2 separate regions of the Homo sapiens genome follow, and region 2 is linked to region 1. A link is a loop called in an ENCODE intact Hi-C map of the cell type or tissue named here. Cell type or tissue: CD4-positive, alpha-beta T cell. All regions are shown on one strand. Region 1 overlaps SNX10 (sorting nexin 10). Region 2 has its middle 160 kb from the start of NPVF.

Region 1 (4,000 bases):
GGTGAACAGGATGGTCAGTGATAGGGTAGAAGAAAGAAAAACATTAGAAAAGTACCACTGAAGGTAATTTCTCTACTGTGGTAAACTTTGTATCAATTATGGGCTCTGCCCATTAAGGGGAGGAAAGCATATGTTAACTTTTATTCAATTATTTGGAAATTTAGGTGGGTAAAAACATGAAGCTAATAGTTAAGAACATCTGTTAAAAGAATAACTTCAAGGACATTTCTTCAATTTACCCATCTCTTATTACCATGTGGATTAATTATGGAAATATTTTGCTTATATAGTCATAGAAAGTTATTCTACTTTAAAAAATTTACTGCCAACAGCATGTCAATTCAGTGATCTTTATGGGATAGGCTGTCATGAAACATCAAAACTTTCAACTACTATTAAAAATTATATGAAGAAAATACAATTCTCAGCATATTTTACATTTTAAAACTTTACAGTTATATACTTAAGGGCATGTTTACGACAGCTCATGAGAGAGATGGCTTTTTTTAATACTTAAGGTTAACTGTAAATTTCTCCAAAATCTTTAGGAGCACTGAATCTCTGTGTTGTCAAAATGAGCAACCAAATAAAATTGATCCCAGCCAACTTTACCATATATATAATTAAAATATGATAATTTTGTGATGAATACATACTGCTCTTCCCACATTTAAGATCAAAGTTTACAAAGACAGAACAGATTTCAACCAGGGCATCAGAACTACATGGAAGATTAAAAACTATCCTGTAGCAAAATCTACAGATGCTCAAATTCATATTAGTGAATGTGTTTTCTCTGAAATGCACATCTTAGAATATGAAATCAAATCAAAGTATACCTTTATATTTAAATAAAAACTGGTTTATCTTTTAGCAAAGATGTTGACATATGATCATTTAGTCTCTACTGATAGTTCAATAATTATGTAAGAGGAGACACTAAGACCAGATACAGGGGACAAAACTAACACACTAAAACCCAAGTAGAATTTTGTCCAACATAAGATTTTTCCGATATAACGATCTGTGAAAAATAGATCATGTATTTCAGACCAAATGAACCTTACCTTATATTCTGCTTGTTTAAACAAGTAATAAGGAAAGTAAATCTCTTTTGGCCATTAATATCAATTTAGTGAAAATCCAAGGTCATTATAATACCAAATCCTTTTCTACAAAATAAAACAATTATTTCTTAACAAAGGCAAAAATGCCTAAAAATGCACAGTATTAAAACCAAAATCTAGCTGTCCCCTTTGCTTCAGCAGGTTTACAGTTTGAGAAAATATTCTTTACTGGTCTATTAGAAGGAAAAGTAAAACCTTTGTGCTTTTTAAAAGGCAAAACCTCAAGCAAAGCAGCTAAATCCTTCTTTTTCCCTCTGTGTCCTCCGCCCTGGGTCCTCCCAAAAGATGACCATGTCACATGATAATGATTAATTTACCAAGTACAAGTAGCTAAGTAGTAAATCCCTCTTACTACTCTTTGAGATTTATTTTCTACATTTACAAATATTCACCATTCTTGTTTTTAAATACTTCAGATTAAGAGAAGAGTTATAGAGCAACAATCCATTAATACGAACTTGGATCGTGAAGTCTGTGAAGTCTGAGCAGAGTGTTTCCTGTGGCCTCTGTCAGCGGTTTCCTGCCTGCCATAAGTACAAGGAACTGTTCATGGGATTGTACTCGTGGCTTTGTTTCTGTTGGAAATGTGTTTTATTTTCTTTATAAAATAATGGGTAATCTTTAAAATTGATTTTAGATGGTTTGAGGCATTACACCACAACAGTAATGAGCACTAATGCCAATGATATTGGACACAAATTCATTTTAGCTTTATTTCATGTCTGAAGCAATTCTACTGAGCCTTGAACTGCTCACGTGTTGTTATTAACTTGCTAGTAACTTAACACATGGGTACAGCAAACAAAAGTGATCAGAGTCCAGGTTGATCGGGACCTCAAGGCTACTGTCCTTTTTCTTGAGCTATAATTCAATTTCCAATTTTACTGTACATTAGACTCATTATTTCCCAGCGTTTTCTTTTTCTGCTCAATACTGCCATCTGGAGGACACACAGATGAAAAGAGAAGGAGCCAGGCTCACCCAGCTCACAATTCCAAAGAGCCAGAAAGATGTGGCTGGGGAGGGGACATCTGAACACTCCCCCAGGCCTAGAGTTCAAACCAGTGAGTCGGCTAGGTACAGTTTTGGTTTTTGGAATCTCCTCTGTTTCTCTGGCTAAATTCATGCCACCATACTCCATGAGTTTTAAATAAGCAAAAATAATTTTTAAATGTATTTATATGCTTATTTTAGTCAGATAGTTCATTCTGAAATTTAAAATGAAAATTTTTGAGAGTGTTTTCCCATCTGGTTAGGTGAGCATAATTAATTTATTTTGAGTACTATTTGGCTTACTATCAGAGAGGGCTGTGACTGCCACCATCATAATATTAAATACTATTTTTTCCTTAGTCATGTTTGTGCCATATTTTCCACAAACAAATCTAATAGCCCAAAATCAATTTCAAACCTAATATAAAGAGTACTTTGTAAAACAGTCAATAAAATGTCATTTGTAGAAACCTCCATTTAAAAAGTATATGATTTTCAAACCTTTATAAAAGGAATAAAAAATAGCCTCTAGGATTTTAAAAGAATTTCTAGAAAGATATTTATAGTGCAAATCAGAAGTTATTCCTTTCCCCATAACAGTTTTAGACTAAACAAAGCAAAATCTGTTTTTTTTCCCTAAACTGGACACAGTTGAAAAGCACAGTTTTCCTCAACATGATTTTATTAGATGTATTATATGCTGGTTTAGCTGAGAATATATAGCTATGCAAAATCATTTCATCCTAACTAAGGATGTCCTGGGTCTGCTGAACCCAATACAATGATATATATACATAACTGCATAGTACATGGAAGGTTAGCAGTTTGATGTAGAAAAAAAAAATTAACTCAGCCTGTTTAGCTCTTACTATAAGAAAAAATAAAACCTACAAATCTTCATTGAAGACATTCATGATCTATGCTGTGGTGCCCTCTATTGAACACAAAGACATAAAAATCGTGTGTGTGTAAAACTAGCTGTCATGGTTCAACACTAGCCTTTTGTAAAAAATCTTTAATATTCCTTAATATTTGAAGAAATACAAAACCATGATACTAAAGTCTAAACTGTAGGGTAAATGTAGTTGTATTAATGGGATGAATTCAGTAAAGAAGGGAAGCGGCTCCCAGTCATGAACAAATCTATTCAAACCTAAATTGAAAATCCCATTCAAACCTAAAAATTAGTAGGAATTCCATTTTTCATAGTTAGAGACTTACTGAGTTTATATTTTTTAGCCTATAACTTTCTTTTCATAACTATTAGAAGGGACTTTAAGTTTATAATTACTCAGGGGCAAGAATACAAAAGGGAGATTATAGTTAAGACTGAAGAAAAATGAATATATTTGAAAAATCTCACAATCATACCAAATTTAGCCAGCATTTAAGAGTACTGCTAATTTTAAATTTGCCAGGTTCTGGGATTCATATAGTATGTCCATCTTTCCTATAATTTCTTTATCTATAAAACTGAGATAATACCCAACTCCTAAGATTTTTAGTACTGAGACTAAAACATGTAAAATGCCAAACACGTAGAAAGTGTTCGATAAATGGTAGAAATTATTCTTATTTGGCACCTAGTCAAAGAAACAATTTTCCAATTCCTCTACAAAGATCAGTACTTTCTTATTACATATGTATCATTTCACAAATGACCTTAAAGAAAAATAGGTATATATACACATATACAAAGACATTGTGGTTTCAAAAGGTTTGAACATATTTAGTGCTTCTGGTTCATAACTTCAAAACTCACATGAAAACCAGGCTTTAAAAATGCATGCGAAAAACCTACAATACAAGCATGTTTCCATGTTTTAATGCTGTGGTTCCTAAAATTCCTCTACAAACAAGGTACAGGCTATTGATGGCTG
Region 2 (4,000 bases), 980 kb after region 1:
CTTTGTCAAGAAGTGACAAGAAAAGTTTTCATCTAATTGTTAGAAATCAGAACTTATTTTAAGCTTAGGCTTAGAGGGTTAGCATCCTTCCCGCTTTCATTTATAGGATGTTGGTATTGTTTCTTATGTTCCAGCATTATAATCTCATTCTACATGGAATTCTATTCAATATAAAAGAAAATTCACCCCCGGCTGTGATAGCTTTTTAATTTGTAATAATTTGTTCACAGCAGTTGTGAACAATGAGCTAAATATTGTTGAAAAACAGGAGTTTAATTTTTGTAACTTCTTGATTTGTTCTGATTTGTGTTGTTTAATGAAATCTAGTATTGAAAAACCATGGATCCTGATAAAAATCGTAGGTTAGAAAATATATGCCTCTTAAGATTTCTTGAACTTTCTTCGAAACTCATAGAAAAATACTAGAAAACGGTGTGGAATCACTGATGAAGTAGTGCCACCATCTGGAAAATTTCAGAATGGTAGACATAAGTTTCTTTTTCTTACAAAGGTGAACTCTTTCTCAACCACACATTTATTTTGGGGGAAAGAAAAGCAAATAAAAAACTTGTTCCATTTACCTAACTGTCCTAAGGATATTCAATGTAACACTTAACCCATTCCCTGTAGTATTGTCTCATCAGGGAAAGGAAAGATTCATTCCACATTGGTCTACATTGGAGATGATGTTTTACCAGGTATCTGAAGAATGAATGAATCACCATCTATACAGAAGGATGTAACGTGAAGGGAAGCTGAATTCTAACACTTTAAACTTGCAACTTAGACACATATGTGCTTAGTGCATGGGTGTTTGTGTCCAATGACATTAAAATCTCTCATCTATAAAATGAGGATAATAATAGTATCTACTTTACAGGGTAACTGGAGGGTAAAATGAAATAGTGCCTGTAAGGTGCTTCGCACGGTGCCTGGCACATAGCAGTGATCAATAATGGGAGAGATTATTAAAACTGATATGTATTTAATCTCTTTTTCAAACATCTGAATTAATATTCATAGGGTTGGCAAGGACTCAGGAGGCTTTCAGGTCTGGCTCCTGTCCTGGAAAGAAAGCTTCCACACTTCTCTTTAAATTCACGAGAAGAGGAGGTTTCCCAACCCCTTAGTGAAGCAACCTCCTCACCTGGCTCTCCACCCCCTACAGTCTGGCCTCATCTCCCCTCTAAGCTCATGCCTTCACCTAAACCTTCTATCCATACTAACTGGGTGTATTTCCAGCACCCTAAGCACGATACTTGCCTCCTGTCTCTGTATATTTTTCCTCATATCCTCTCCTTTGCACATTCCACTTCTCTTTGTTTATTTAAGCCTCACCTTTCTTGGAGGCTTAAGTTCTACCTTTTCTCCTTCTTTCTTCCCTAGCACCCATTCACATCTGACAAGTGTTAGTTAGGGTGATTATTCCTTGGCTGCAAACTCCTGAAGGGCAGGTACAAGATGCTAAACATAGTTGTACCCAGAGCAGTGACTAGATAGATACTTGTTATTAATCTCCACAAGGAAGATACATGTCAATATGCACAACTTTATAACCAAGATGACCAGCCAAACAGTCGACTTAAATTAATCAGGGAAATGAAAGCTAAATCCCTGACCTAAATTAGTAGAGAACAACCATTCACCAAATTAGCAAACATAAGGGCTTAGCCCCTGGGTCACACTGAAAGGAAGATCAGAGCAAGTTTATTGTTTTATTACAGATACAGTAAGATGGTAGTAACATCCTTACATAGAATCTTTTTCCCCCAAGTAGCCCTCATGTAAGGACTTATTCATGCATATTTATTTACCATCCCAGCATCTCTGGGATGACAGAGGAGGCACCTGGAGGCAGGTGGGGAAGCCCCAGACTGGGCTGTGTATGAGATGACTCCAAATTAGAATCCTGCCCTACTACATACTAGCTGTGTGACCCCAGATCAGTGGTTTTAACTTCTCAGTCACTTTCCTCCTCTGTAAAATGATCATACAAATACCTGCCCCCTCCCCATGAGGAGTACATGATTTACATGGTGCCTTAGTACACACACTAAGGGGCAAACAAGAGTGCCAGAAGAGAACATGAGTATTTGAGAGTTCCTACCAGCGCAGCGCGATTTTGTCGGTCATCTCAGGATTCCCTACCATTCTTTTTTTTTTTTTTTAATCCAACCAAAGGTTTAATTGAGACTTCATCCTAGATCAACCAGCAGAGGTCACTCAAGGACAGACTGAATTCTTACTAACCCCAGGCCTGACTTCTAAATTGAAGATCATATCATTGTCGTCGGAATAACATATTTTGTGGTAACTCTTCACTTTTAATATTATTATTCTATATTGTCCATTAAGAGCCACAGTGCAGTAATTTGATCAACGTTCTGCTTATGGAGCTTTCCTTACTAAAATTCTGTACGGAGAGAGACCCAGCTAAACACCCTCAGGCTAGAGAAGTGGGAAGGATGGAGAATATAGAAGAGGGATGAGATAATGGCATAAAACTTTTACTGACATTTAAAAAGGGTCTAAAATGATGATCCTTGGAGGCCGCAGGGGACCTGGGCCTGCATCCTCATCAGCAGTGAAGAAGTGTCTAATGGGAGGGAAGTGACTGTTCCAGAGAAACTCCGAGGAAAGAAAGAGCAGTTCAGAATGTTTTGGGCAGTCTGGTGATATTTGGAGAGGAAAAATGGGAACCCCAACCCCTAAAAAACCTGACATGTTTGCAGTATACAAAGTAAATAGTCACCCATCTGCAAAGGCCACTTAAAACGAATCATAAAAATGTTACAGATGCCACACTTCGTGATTTAGATTTCCCACTGATGATTAAGAGATGTCTCTTACATTTATACAATGCTTCAGTTTAAAAAATACTTTCATATGCATTACGTTTTCTCACCTTTAAAATTATGCCAGGAGTGCACAAGATCACAAACCTGTGGGCTTCTTCATCCCACGGTATTTTGAATCTGTCCTGGGTCATTGGACTTATATAATAGGCACTCAGCAAATATTTGTTGAGTGAATGATTAAAACAGATAAAACCACAACAATGGTCTGTTTGTATGTAATTTTATTATGTGTGTAATGAGCTTATTACACAAATGTATCCACACATTTGCCAATGTTCTAAGTTGCAACAACATCTGAAGGAGCTTTAGTTTTAGGTTGGTAGAACCCAGTAAGAGGTCTTGGTGTTGCTACCTCTCTCTGTGAAGGAAACTAGAAGCCTTGCAATGGCCTTGATGGCCAGGTGACTGAAGATTCCATATCAGCAGATGTCAGGGTTCCTGGATAATTTACCCCAGGCCACATCTCATGAGGAACCCTCTCTGTTTAGGGGTAGGGGTGGCCAGGAGATGTCCTATCCACCGCAGTGCTCAACATAATAAACAGACCCAACCAGGAAAATCAACGATGGGGCAACTAAGTACACTCAATGCCAACCTGCATATTGGAGGTGACACAGAAAAATGGAGCAAGCAAACATCACTGGGGTTAAAACAAGGTTTTAAAAAGGAGAACCTAAAAATCACATATTCTTGGTGAAGGGTACAGGAGTGGGTGAAGGCAGAACGATTAATTATCTGCAGGGTGCCCCAGCAAATTTGCTTGAGGAGTAAAAATGAAGATTTCTTGTTAGACATGTGGTAATTTAAATATAATTATTGGGAGGTTTAGATTTAACATGTGAAAACCATAGGATTACGAATCATAGATTATCAAGATTTTCTTCGTCTTTATATATGTTAGTGTTCAATCCATATTCTTTTGAAATGAATTGGACAACCAGACGATTCTAACTGTTTGAAATGTCTTCCTTTAGATTTTTCAAATCTCAGAAGTCCTTCACCTATCAAGGATTACTCAGAACAACTCTAATCTTCCCTCAAAGCAGCAGTCCTTCAAATGCTTAAAAACTTTAGTTGTCCCCTTACTCCTGTGTCCTCCAGAATAAACACCCTCTGGTTCTTTGGTGTTTCTACCTGTCATG

The links. Hi-C counts contacts between places; a loop is a spot of excess contacts. Peaks named below come from ENCODE experiments on the same cell type or tissue, not always from the same donor. Only the 100,000 strongest peaks of a DNase experiment are listed, where the experiment ranks them.
Region 2: a loop joins it to region 1, with 12 times the contacts of the local background. A loop is called at or near these places in 4 of 110 quality-filtered maps.

Annotation. Positions count from the first base shown.
Region 1 is chr7:26,367,792-26,371,791 of GRCh38, reverse strand. All of the region lies in intron 5 of SNX10 (sorting nexin 10), which reads right to left. Among named protein-coding and RNA genes, the nearest start is that of LINC02981, 29 kb to the left of the region's middle. In CD4-positive, alpha-beta T cell, CTCF peaks have their summits at 1,892 and 2,092 (motif pointing left); a DNase peak (open chromatin) is centred at 2,081.
Region 2 is chr7:25,387,920-25,391,919 of GRCh38, reverse strand. No RefSeq gene overlaps it. Among named protein-coding and RNA genes, the nearest start is that of NPVF, 160 kb to the right of the region's middle. In CD4-positive, alpha-beta T cell, CTCF peaks have their summits at 481 (motif pointing left) and 2,238 (motif pointing right); a DNase peak (open chromatin) is centred at 2,209.